2 separate regions of the Mus musculus genome follow, and region 1 is linked to region 2. Evidence: chromatin loops called from intact Hi-C (ENCODE). Cell type or tissue: left cerebral cortex. All regions are shown on one strand. Each heading gives the region's core, and the rest is flanking DNA. Links, peaks and the distances in the headings are about the cores only.

What was found. Hi-C counts contacts between places; a loop is a spot of excess contacts. Peaks named below come from ENCODE experiments on the same cell type or tissue, not always from the same donor. Only the 100,000 strongest peaks of a DNase experiment are listed, where the experiment ranks them.
Region 1: a loop joins it to region 2, with 6 times the contacts of the local background. A loop is called at or near these places in 33 of 42 quality-filtered maps.

The regions. Positions count from the first base shown.
Region 1 is chrX:103,436,461-103,442,918 of GRCm38, reverse strand. It overlaps Tsix. Among named protein-coding and RNA genes, the nearest start is that of Tsx, 25 kb to the right of the region's middle. In left cerebral cortex, for the core only: no CTCF peak of the experiment used is centred there; a DNase peak (open chromatin) is centred at 3,837.
Region 2 is chrX:103,256,526-103,262,983 of GRCm38, reverse strand. 4930519F16Rik (RIKEN cDNA 4930519F16 gene) reads left to right here and starts at 6,379. Exons shown (of 6, transcript NM_001358270.2): 1 at 6,379-6,458. The coding sequence starts at 6,408. In left cerebral cortex, for the core only: a CTCF peak has its summit at 2,926 (motif pointing left); a DNase peak (open chromatin) is centred at 2,923.

The DNA of each region.
Region 1 (6,458 bases), core at 2,570-5,069, 180 kb before region 2:
TCTGATTGTAACCAGCTTCTAGGTTCACAAAGGCAGTAAGGTGAAGGACAGGACAACATTGAAAACTGCCTGCTTGCCGGGCAGTGGTGGACTTTAATCCCAGCACTTGGGAGGCAGAGACAAGTGGATTTCTGAGTTCGAGGCCAGCCTGGTCTACAGAGTGAGTTCCAGGACAGTCAGGGCTATACAGAGAAGTCTCATCTCAAAAAAAAAAAAACAAAACAAAAAAAAACAAAACAAAAACAAACAAACAAACAAACAAACAGAAAACTGCCTTCTGGGTATTAAAAGTGTGTTTCAACGAACATAGAGCCCATCTGGAGAGATAGCTTTGTCTCCCTTCTTTTTGAAGTTTCTTTTTTATGTGTTTTGGTAATTACCAGCATGTGTACCACCTGCATGGCTAGTAATGTGGAGGCCAGATGCTTGAGTCAGATCCCCTGGGGCTGGAGTTACAGACAGCTGTGAGCTGCCATGTGGGTGCTGGAAACAGAACCTAAGTCCTTCATAAGATCAGCCAGTGCTCTTAGCCACTGAGCCATCTCTTCAGCCCCTTTGTATCACATCTTTAAGGAAATTCTGTCAAGTCTAGAAAACAGACCCCCATGGCCACACACAACAAAGAATGCGGATTTTATAAAAATTTACACCTCAAATTCCAATATGCAAACACACTTCAAGTAAATGAGCAATGGGCGTGTGAGAAATCTTTGGTATGGGACAAGCCCACACAGGGTGTCCTTGCAAGGACATTCTATAGGTCTCAGAACTGAGCCTTCGTTATGCTGCTGGAAGCCATCTTTATCTAGCTCCGTTGAGTGAGAGTTTGCTTGGGAACAGACCTGGTGATAATTATGTAACAGGCAGAAACTGGCTGAAGGTGCTGTAGCAAGTGACACAAATAAACTTGTTCATTCTTGGAGGAGGGGAGCAGTGGGGTCAAAACTCTGAGAAAGAAAGGACAATCTATTTCCCAAGTGGCAAGATTATAAAATTCAACCTGTCACAGTGACAACCAAAAATGACCTGGTAAACAAATAGGAATTTAAGATTTGTACATAAGAAAAATAGAGCCTTCCTGCTCATAATGTAGATGTGCAGCTTGGCCTTCATGTGGATCCTGAACTACTGGAACACTGGAACGGGGGCTATCACAAAAGCTGTTGCCTGTCCATGGGATTTGTTCTCCTAGCTGAGTTGCCTGGTGGGCCTCAGTAGGAGAGGATGCACATATCCTCACAGAAACTTGATGTGTCAGGGTGGGAGGATACCCAGGGGCCCTCACCAGCTCAGAGAAGAATGGGAGGGAGAAGGAAGAAGGATCATGGGAGGGGGGGACCTGGAGTTGGGGGCAGTGAGCAGGATGTAAAGTGAATAAGCAAAAAAAAAAAAAAAAAATTGTCTCCTGGAGCCAGGCGTGGTGGCGCACGCCTTTAATCCCAGCACTTGGGAGGCAGAGGCAGGCAGATTTCTGAGTTCGAGGCCAGCCTGGTCTACAGAGTGAGTTCCAGGACAGCCAGGGCTAAACAGAGAAACCCTGTCTCGAAAAACAAAAAAATAAAACAAAACAAAATTGTCTCCTGGAAATCCAGAAGACCAGACAGAAGATAGTCAACCAAAGAAAAGACTTGAGTGATACTGTAATCTGACTGTATAACACAGAACAATACAAAGGCATAACAGTAGGAAAGCAAGCTTCTCATTGTAGGCTCGGTCTTCAGGGAAGACTGTATCCTAGGGCAAAAACCAAGTGTTTCCTCGGGATGTGCTAAACCTGGTGCTGGCCCAGTATCCTCTGCAATGATAGAATTCTACCTAGACTGCTCCATTTTTCAGCCAGCCTCTATTCAGCTAGACTCCAGAAAAACAAGTTCAGTGTTTGGTGTTTTGCTATTTGGTCACTAGGTGGCAGTATAAGCCCAGGTTTGTGCTACAGACTTAAAGCCATAAAAAGGAGCTTGGTTGGTCATATTTTTACAAATACAAATATTTGTAGTACCTTGGATGACTTTAGATGGATGCAGTCCTCTGCAGTGATCTATACTATAGTTTATATGTAACTCCAATTAAAGGCATTTCAAATCAGACTGGATTAGCATGGATACATTTTTGGGCTGTTAGCTCCGTTCTATTTTGTTTACATATGTTTCTTTTTTCACTCTTAGGGAAACTCATTCCAACAGTCCCACAGCTTCTTGTCAGAGGTCCTCGATAAATATTAAAAGGTTGAATTGAAACACAGCAAGTTGTAACACATCACACACATGTATACATATATACATGTATACAGCAACCATATGCTAGCTCATAGCACATGGTAGCCCGCAACCCTCTATAATGGCATCTGATTCTCTCTTTCATTGTCCATGAAGACAGAGAACACATATAGATTGAGTAAATAAACAAGTAAATAAATGATCTTTATACACATACCTCTAGGGAAAACAATATGAATATAGCTCTCATAAATTCTCAAAAACAAATTTAAAAATAAAAAAAGAACTTAACCACATAGAATTATACTAGAAATAAAAGCAAAAAGATATAGGGAAAATTCACAAATGCATCGAAATACAATTTGCCTAAACATCCAAAGAATGAAAGAAGGGAAATTATAAAATATGAAGATGGATAAAAGCATCTCAAAGTAGCAGCAGACCAGAAGTTGTAGCATGGAGTAATAGTTGTAATAGGAAATTTATACTTGTAAATACTGACATAAAAGAAACATTAAAAAGACAGTTAAAAAAAATGGGTGCTGTAAATCTGACCAAGAACCCACAACTTGGACACTCAAAGACCCTTGGGGTGATAGTGGTGGACCATCCATTATTATTTTGCTTATCAGACACATCGTCTAACTCCTCTCTAAATACAGACCTCCAACGGGAGAGGCTGGCTCAGTGGTTGAGAGCACTGGCTGCTTGCTCTTCCAGAGCACCTGAATGCAATTCCTAGCAACCACATGGTGGCTCAAAGCACATGGTGGCCCACAACCATCTACAATGGGATCTAATTTCCTCTTTCATTGTCCATGAAGACAGAGAACACATATACATTAAGTAAATAAAGAAACGAACAAATAAATGATCTTTTAAATGAATACTTCTAGACCCATGGATTAGGGTAGCTCTCAGACCTCCCCAGAGACACTTCTTTGTGTAGTGACCAGGGCTTTGATGTGGTCAAAATGGAGAGAATAGTATCTGTAGAGTGTGAAGGGTGCTCAGTTCTAAATGGAGCATCTATATCACACAGTTACATGCAAACCTCAGAGAAAATCACTTAAGACAGGGGCCATCTGGGCTGGGGGTTAAGCAGCAGTGACAGGACCGGTGCTCAGGAGCTCACAGCAGCTGTGATTCCAATACTAGGGGAGGTACTCGATCTACCGCTGAGGAGCCATTGGGAGTTAATGGTGTGGCCCTCTGATAGATCCATCAACCTGCAATGGATGACCCCATCTCCATGCATATATGGTTGGTTGGCACAAACGGGACCCAGTGTGTTATTAAAAAACAAAAACACCATTAAAAAAACCACCACACCAGGCCAAAGCCATCATTTTTAGCATCACAAAAAAAATTGAATAAAATGAACAATTTCTTCGACTCTATCAGGGAAATAACATTCCCCAAATTACAAAGTCTCTTAGAGAGAGCAGCGACTTGCTGATGAGTGAGAAAACAGCTCCTGTCCACAGACAGTGTGAACACAGGAAAACAAACTGACGCTTTCTTGGAAGGTTTGTTTGAATAAATTTAATAATAAGATAATCCAGGCTATATCCAGCGAGCAATACACTTTTGTGACTTTTCTTCATAGGAGCCCTAGAGCATGTTTTTTAGTGAAAATGATCTCCATAGGGATTGGAACAGAAAGAGAAAAGGAAGCATTCTGAAACACCCCCATAGCAGTCTGCTCTCCTAGCTTCAGCCTCAGACAAACGTGACTCATTAGAAATTCAAGTAACTGAGTCCCTTAATCCCCAGGCTGACATGCAACTCCTGAGCTCGAACATTGCCCCACCTTAGCTTTCATAAGACTCAAACCGACCTGAAGGGAGGGAAAAAAAAGCCCAATTCTAGCCCACCACGCTTCTGCTTAACCGACGGGAAGGAAAACTGTACAAGACCCAAGAAGAATCGCTGTGATGACCACAGTTGAGTGGCATAGATACAGCTAATGAACACCCTGCCACCATCAAGGCCTCCTGTAATATCAGAGAAATACAATAACGTGTCATACAACTCAGAACTAATTCAAGAAGTCTCTAGAGCAACCAAAGCAACAAATTAGGAAAAATAAAGACACTTGGAACATTCTCCAACCTGGGATCCCTCTGGCTGTATCAAACAGTGGACACATGGTATAGCCCTCATTTTCAACCACATCAAACACTGTATGTAAAGCTTACTAAAACAAAAAAATCTCAGCTAGAAAATACAGATCAGAACCAAATTCAGGCGTGGTAGACATCTGCAAGGATTAGATGGTACATCTAATTATGATTAACATGGTAAAAGTGCTAAAACAAAACAAAACGGTAGACTGGTTTTGACCCCCGGACAAGGGACAGAAGTGCTTATTTTACATATCAATGCAGACCTGGCTTCCAGGTTCTACTAGCAGCGTTCAGTCCCTGCCTGATATACCTTGTTCCCAACCTTGAACTTTCCAGTTCAGGGGCTTAGCTGCCCTTCCACAAGACGTTCTTTCCAATGTTATCTAGACATTTTGCGCCCCACCCTTCTCCTCTCTGCACGAGCGCACCCCTTCTTCCCTTTTCTCCTCTCCCCTCTCCCCATGGCAACTCCTCAATCCTTGAAGCCAGTGAACTCCCCGAGAGCAGTTCCCCAATAAGCCTACCTTTAATGCAATCGGACTTGAATAGTCTCGTTTCACGGGCAGAGAAGTCATTGATCGGAGACAACATGCATGAATAGGAGACCAACACCATCAACACAACCGATGCTCAAAATCAATAGCATTAAGAAGTGAGCATTCATAAAGATTTGGAAGCTAACACTTCAGAGCACACTCCAGAAGAACAAATGGGGTGTGAGGGGAAGGGATTTAGTTAGGGATTTTGCTTGTCATTGGCGGTGCATCTCTGCAATCCCCCAAATCTGGAAGGCTGAGGAGGATCAGAAGCTCAAAGGCTGCCTGGAATGCGTGGGGAGAATCTCCCTCTACCAATAAAGAGACAAACAATGCCAGACAAGCAGAATGTATCAGGAGACAACTGGAAATGGGATAAAGATACAAGATAATACCTAAAACCTAATGGAATGAATGAAGCTAAAGCCGCACAAAGGTGTGTGTATTGGGGGGTGGGGGGAGTTACAGATGCGCATTCCTAAGGAAGGAATCTCTGAGTCACCACCACCTGCAGGAAAACCTTGGCAGAAAACAGAAATGACAAAGGCTCGAGCGTAAATACAAAATTTTAAAATGCTGTTTTTCTTGAAAAAAAATTTTTTTTAAGAAGCTGATGAAACTAAGCTACACCAATAACAAACTCAAATCACGTTTGCAAAAGGAGACCTTACAATCAGTCAATGCTTAAAATCTCTCAAGAGCCGAAGCAGAAGGGATGCTATCTAACTCAATTCATGATGCCAGAGTGATCCTGATATCAAAGCCAGAAAGAGACACAAAAGAAAGTTAAAAATTTATAGCCCACATCCCTGATGATCATCATCATTACAATATCCATAACCCGAGTTTGATGGAATTAAAATATCCAGGTGGGATTTACTCATGGAATGCAAGAATGATTCAACATACAAAAATCAATGAACACGATATCACCACAATACAATGACGATCATCTTGATAGCATTAAAACAAAAACAAACAAACAAACAAACAAACAAACAAAAAAACCCACGGGGCTGGGGAGATGGCTCAGCGGTTAAGAGCACCAACTGCTCTTCTGAAGGTCGTGAGTTCAAATCCCAGCAACCACATGGTGGCTCACAACCATCCATAATGAGATCTGATGCCTTCTTCTGGTGCATCTGAAGACAGCTACAGTGTACTTACATATAACAAATAAATAAATTAAAAAAAAAACACTTGGAAAAACTCAGTGTACTCATGATTAAAAACTCTCGGTAAACCAGGAATAGGAGGAAATTGTCTGAGTACATAAGGGCCACATTGAAAAAGCCCACAGCTAACATGGTCAATGGTGAAAAATTGAGTGCTTTCCCTTTAATAAGATGAAGGAACCAAGAATGTTTGCTCTCTTAGATTCCAATCCTAATAGAATTGATGGTCCTGTGCAGAACAGTTGGGGAAGAAAAGGAATCCAGGGCTGGGACTGTACCACAGTCTGTAGAATGCTTTTCTCTAGAATGCATAAAGCCCTATGTGCAATCCCAATAGTGGTACAAGCCTATGACCCTGATACTCAGGACGTAGAAGCTAGAGGATCACAATTCAACGTTACC
Region 2 (6,458 bases), core at 1,795-4,294:
GTATTTACTCATTTTCCTTTTCTAAGGGTCAAAGCCCTGTTTAGGATAATAAAATCTGCAAGTTCAGCACCAGTTTAGCTTGGACAAGGTTAGGCTCAAGAGTCTCAAATTTGGTTACCACTATATGTCATCTTTTAAAAATTCTATTCTTACAATTGAACTTCCATCAGTAAAAAAAATTGGACATTCGTATTTTTCAAGGGTTGGTTTCTAAGAGCAGGTGTCACACTAAAGGTTTTTTAGCAAGGTCTCATAACATGAGTGTTCAAGATATGCTCCATCAGGTAAGGTTTGAGAGAGGGGCAGGTCTTTAGTGTCCCTTTAGGCCCTTCTAATGGGAGAACCTGATAGCTTGTCATCTGGCTGACTGATGGCCATCACTGTCCCTTGGAGCTAAGTATTCTTAGCTCCAACTGTCATGGGGAACATATGCAGCTTCATCAGAGTTAATCTGCCTCAGGAAAGAGAAGTCTGAGGAATGCATTGCTTACAGGTATTCCATCCCCTTCCTTAACCATGAATATAGCTTCTTGCTAAGGTATCCACTGGAAGGATGTCTACTATTATTTGGGTTAGAATTCTTGGAGAAATCCCCTTATTTTCAATTATACAAAGGGTAACTCAGGGTTGAGTCAGTAGCCAGAAAAGGAGGGGCCCATGTAATTGCCTATTTGAATCCCTGGAAGGAGGAACAGGCCTATAGTTCCTATACCAGAGAGGACCAGGGACATTTCTGAGTTGCTCTAAGAAGTCAGTTAGATGGGTTACCCATTTCTGTAAATCCCCAGTTGTTTGACAGTTTTAGGAACAGGATAAGTTAGAATAGGCTGCATTTGCTAGGAATTCAGCCTACAGTTTTCCTCTCTCTGTGTCATTCCTAAATATTGAACTGGAGACTGACATAGTTGGCCCTTTTCCTGAGAGACTTTATACATTCCCATTTAGACTATCTTATCTGTATGTCACTTTATATTGTTTGCATTCCTCCCTGAGACCCATGTAGGGACTGAGAGGGGATCTTGGACTTGATTCCTTTTAATACCATGACTTTCCAGAATTGGATTCCACAGCTGCTGTTTTTAGGTGTCCTTGTCCCAGTCCCAGTCCCAGTCCCAAGAATGGTCTTTAGCTGTACTCCTGGTTTTCAGCAGAAGTAGCAAATATCAAATAGAGAGAAACATTAGGTACATAGCAAACTTTCCTCAGTTCTATATTTATGACCTTCCCCAGAAGGAAAATCCCTGTTTCCACTATTAGAATAGGGCTACTGCTTTCTGTATGGATAAGCATAAAATTATTTGTTTTACTACAAACATCTTTTTTTTTTTGTCATGAGATAAGCAACAGTAGCTTTTTTTTTTTTTTTTTAAGATTTTTCATTATAAGTAAATACACTGTAGCTGTCTTCAAACGTACCAGAAAGGGGCATCAGATCTCACTATGGGTGGTTGTAAGCCACCATGTGGCTGCTGGAATTTGAACTTCGGACCTTCCTAAGAGCAGTTAGTGCTCTTACCGACTGAGCCATCTCACCAGCTCCAGCAACAGTAGCTTTTACTTGAGATCATTTATCCTCTCGCTGTTCTTAAAGGCACCATGCCTTTATTCTTGGGCTGTTTAGTTGTCCTCCTTCCTCATCATAGTCAGGGGGTCAGCCTGACCCAGGATAAGGCCTAGGAAGACATAATGAGATAAATATGCCCAAAGAAGGGTCAAATTTCATCTCCAAGTCGGGCGGTGGTGGTGCATGCCTTTAATCCCAGCACTTGGGAGGCGGAGGCAGGCGGATTTCTGAGTTCGAGGCCAGCCTGGTCTACAAAGTGAGTTCCAGGACAACCGGGGCTACACAGAGAAACCCTGTCTTGAAAAACCAAAAGAAAAGAAAAGAAAAGAAATTTAAATCTCATCTCCAGAATTAACTCTCAATGAGCTTAACCAGCCCATGACAATTCACACCAATATTGTTCATGCCCAAAATGGCATTTACTTCTCTATACAACTGAATCCATTGTTTTATACTGGATAGCATTCTCACTGTTCAGCCCTGTGACAACTGTCCAGACTCAAAGGACTTGTCATCATCATTGTCGTCGTCGTCTTCTTCTTCGATTTATTTATTAATTATGTATAATTAATTCTGCCTCCATGTACACCTGCTCACCAGACAAGGGCACCAGATCCCATTATAGATGGTTGTGAGCCACCATATGGTTGCTGGGATTTGAACTCAGGACCTCTGGAAGACCAGAGAATGCTCTTAACCTCTGAGCCATCTCTCCAGCCCGGACTTGTCTTCTTTGACCTAGAACTGTCCAAATAAATTTTATCTGCTGGATCATACGTCAGGAATGGGGACAGAGAGCATCTTTTTTCCTTTTAGGGTGCTGCTTCATCTTAATCGGTTACTCTATGATCTCTTTAACCTTTATAAGGCCATGGGTTGATGGGTTTCTACACCCACGATTGGAAGGATCAAGCTGACAGAGGTATATCTGTCTGCATCTGTGTCTGACCTGAGATCCACACTACTAAGTCTTGGTGTGCCCAATTGTCTAAAACCCTGCATCCACAATCACTTTGTGTGTGTCTGCAAATGGATGAAGACAACCTAAGGAAATGTAGTAAGCATCCTCTCTCCTATAAAGCAATCTAGAAGGGCTATTTTCCCCTTGCAAAATGTAGTCTTTTTAGTACATCAGGAGGAGGCTAGGAGGCTTTGACTCAGTCCTTTGGAGACTCCTGAGATAGAAATGGAACAGTGATAGGGAAGTATCCTTGGTCTTTAAAGAAAACACTTGAGGTTTTTTTTTTTTTCTCCATTCTGATTGATGTAAGGTGGAATCTACGGGTGGTTTTGATTTGCATTTCCCCAGGCTATGTCAATTGCACAATGCATTAATCCTAGAAAATACTATACCGCCATCTAGTGGTCACCTGGTTCAGAATAAAGGAACCAACACAGCTTCAGACTATATCTCCTTAAACTCCTAGGTCACAAGCTTTTCCCAGGGCTATGCCTAATCTGAAAAGTGAAGCACCATTGGAAGAAAGAATGTCCCTCTCTCACCTGTGAGGGAAGGCCAGCCTCCATTCAAGGACTTGGTCAAACATGAAAAAGATAAAATGCCCTTAACTTTGTTCCTGGACTATGAGGAGCTTAGTGAGTCAAGAAACCTTTATCTCTTTGAGGACTGGTGAGGCCACAGGAAAAGCTCTTGTATTCACTACTTCTGTGGATAAGCCTTCATTGTATCTGGGATACTGTCAGTGTATCTGGGACCACAATTACATTCCTTATTGACATGGGAGAGACTATTTTTTCCTGGATGATCTTCTCGTATTTGACTACCCAGTCTCTAGGCATCCTTACTGTTACTAATGGCAAGCCCTAGCAAGCTTACTTAACATTGATCTTAAGCTGTATGATAAACACCATCTTTCCACTTATTCCTTTCTGAGCCTACCTTTGTCCTCCATCTTACTGTTCTATTGTTCTGCAGTGACACCATGACAAGGTAACCTCTAAGAGAAAACATTTAATTGGGGCTGCCTTACAGTTTTAGAGGGCTAGTTCACGATCATCCTGGGAAGCGGACAGATATGGCAGTGGAACAGTAGCTGAGAGCTTTATACCCTGATTATCAGGAAGTGGGTAAAAGAGACTGAGACTGGTGTACTGTGGGATTCTGAGACCTCAAAGCCCACCTTCAATTATGTACCTCTTTCAATAAGGTCACACCTACTCCAGGAACAGACCTCCTAATCCTTTAAAAACAGTTCTATTAATAACTAAGGACCAAACATTCAAACATACAGACCTATGGGACATTCTCAGGTAATATTTATCCTTCTCAGGTCTCTGATGGGGTTGAATATAGTTATAGTCTCACATATAAATTATGTTGTTTAGGATTTAAGAAAATGGTTTAAGGTCTAAAAAGATGTTTGTAGTTTGATATGTTAAAGTTATGATAGAAAATGATTTAGGTATAGAACTTTGAACTCACCAAGATAGAATAGGTAGTAGAGTACTTTCTCCAAAGGTGCAAAATACAAAGGACTGGATATGTGAATATAATTCTTATCTGAGGGTTCTCATAATCGTTCTTTTTTATAGTTTATTGATATTAGAAAAAAAGCTATTTATTGGACTAAAAGGGGGAGATGTCAGGATGACATTTTTGTATACTGTATGGAGGTGTATATTTGTTCCTTCCTCACCTGCCTAAGACATTCTCTGATTGACTTAACAAAGATCTGAAGCCAGGAGCTGAGGCTAAGGCCTAAACTTTCATAAATAAATATATAAGTATCTGTGTCATTATTTGAAAGCTAGTGGGTCAGCGACAGTCTAGCAATAGATTCATCCATATCATATCTGGAGGACAACATTTTACAGCATTTCTCTCAATCCTTTGGCTCTTTTATTCCATCCCCATCTTCCATGTTCCCAGTGCCTCGGTGAAGAGTGTTCTATGAATGAGCATTTACAGTCGCATATTTTCAGTGTTTTGAACAGTTATAGGTCTCAGCATTAGTCATTACAAACTGAAATAAGAAGCTTCTCTGATTGAGGTTGAGAGCTGCACCAATCTATGGATATAAGCATTTAGAAGGCAGTTTAATAGCATGAGAATTTAGAAAACAACATTAGTAGATTCTCCCTTCGGGTCTATGTCTTCCCTAGCCATGGGTTTTAATCATATTTACAATACTAGACCTACAGAGACAGCTTCCAATCAAATCAAGAGAGCCGCTGGTTACCCTCATAAACAGTTATGCCACTATTGCACCAATGCGCACATTTTCTAGGGCATACCTCATAAGCAGTGCCATAGGCTGAAGAACAAAGAACAAAATATACGAGCTTTGAGGGGGGCACTTTAGATCTAAGCTGTAGTAGTCTCTATGTATTATATACATATGAAAACAGAGAAATTATTTAAACTGAATTTACTATCAAGATGGAAACTGGAAGTAAAGATGTAGAAATTTTTCATCATGTCCATGGAAAGAATCAAGCATGTGTTGAGAGGGCAAAACCAGGGTCATGATCAAAGGATCTCTTGGTAAGGAGATCAGAATGAATAAGAGGATGTTAGGTGCTATTCACTATAACAGTGAAGGGTGCCACACACTTCACAGGTCCAGAGTCCCAGGGCCTTGAAAAAATGTTTTAAAAGGAAAGTCCTAGACCACTAGAAAGTAGCATGGAGGCAGACTACTCTGATGTTTTTGACTTACTGCCTAAGGCTACTTTATGTCTCTATTCAAGCACATTGAATAGTAGTCTTTGGCTATTCTATTATTCTATCTGTGGTTTTAAAAGGCCAGAGGGCAGCTAAAACTATTACTCCAGAAGGCATGGATCATAAATCTTGACAGCATCCAAATAGTTTTTTTTTTTTTTTTAAGATTTATTTATTTATGCATGTGAGTACACTACAGCTGTCTTCAGACACACCAGAAGAGGGCATCAGATCTCATTACAGATGGTTGTGAGACACCATGTGGTTGCTGGGAATTGAACTCAGGACCTCTGGAAGAGCAATCAGTGCTCTTAACTGCTGAGCCATCTCTCCAGCCCCCACATCCACATAGGCAAACAGGACACATAAGCTGTAGAGGTACTGCTACTTTCATCTAGATTTCTAAGAATGTCTTAGAAGCACACAGGAATCAGGTAGAAAATGCTAGATGAGTGAGACTACTCTGGGAATGAGAACTCCCAGAAGAACAATCCAAGCCCTGTATTAAGGCCACTATATAATGTCTACCTAAAGAACTAAAGGTCATGGAGATAGGTCCATCTACAAGAAACCAGAACTTCAGAGTCTCTGTGTGCTGAAACAATTATGGGCATGATATCCCCAAATCTGTGAGACACATGGCATAGGCTCTTCCTAGAAGTTTGGGAATCTAATTCCATTCTCATATGTCTAAAAGGAAGGCATTGAAGCAAAGAAGATTGCTTTCAAGCCTGAAGATTTAATACTATCTAGTCTGCTGGGCATTGAACTTTCCAGTGACCTGTTATTCTTATGTTATTCCTGTTGTTCCTTCTTGAAGAACTGAAGCTGAGCTACACAACGATGTCAGTCACTCATTCTGTGTAGCAGAGAAATTAGCCTCTCACACCAGGCTAGGACAAGTATCAGCTCTTTTCTGACTAGATAAAGCATTAAAAAATAGAGTTTAAAAAGAAAATAATGCTTGATTTTAAACTATGTTGCTGCCCCTAATTCTCCATCTTAAGCAGCTCTAAGGAGGCTACAAGAGGAAGACCAAATCTCATAATAGGTATTATGATGTCAGACATTCTATAACCTCTGAACTCTGCTTCTAGATGACTAGAGCTGCTGTTGCCTTGGGATTTCCACAACACACCTCTTGCCAGTTGAGTCGAAATGAAGGCTCTACTTTGGCTTTACTGTGTTTTGCTTTTTGTTTGCTACTGC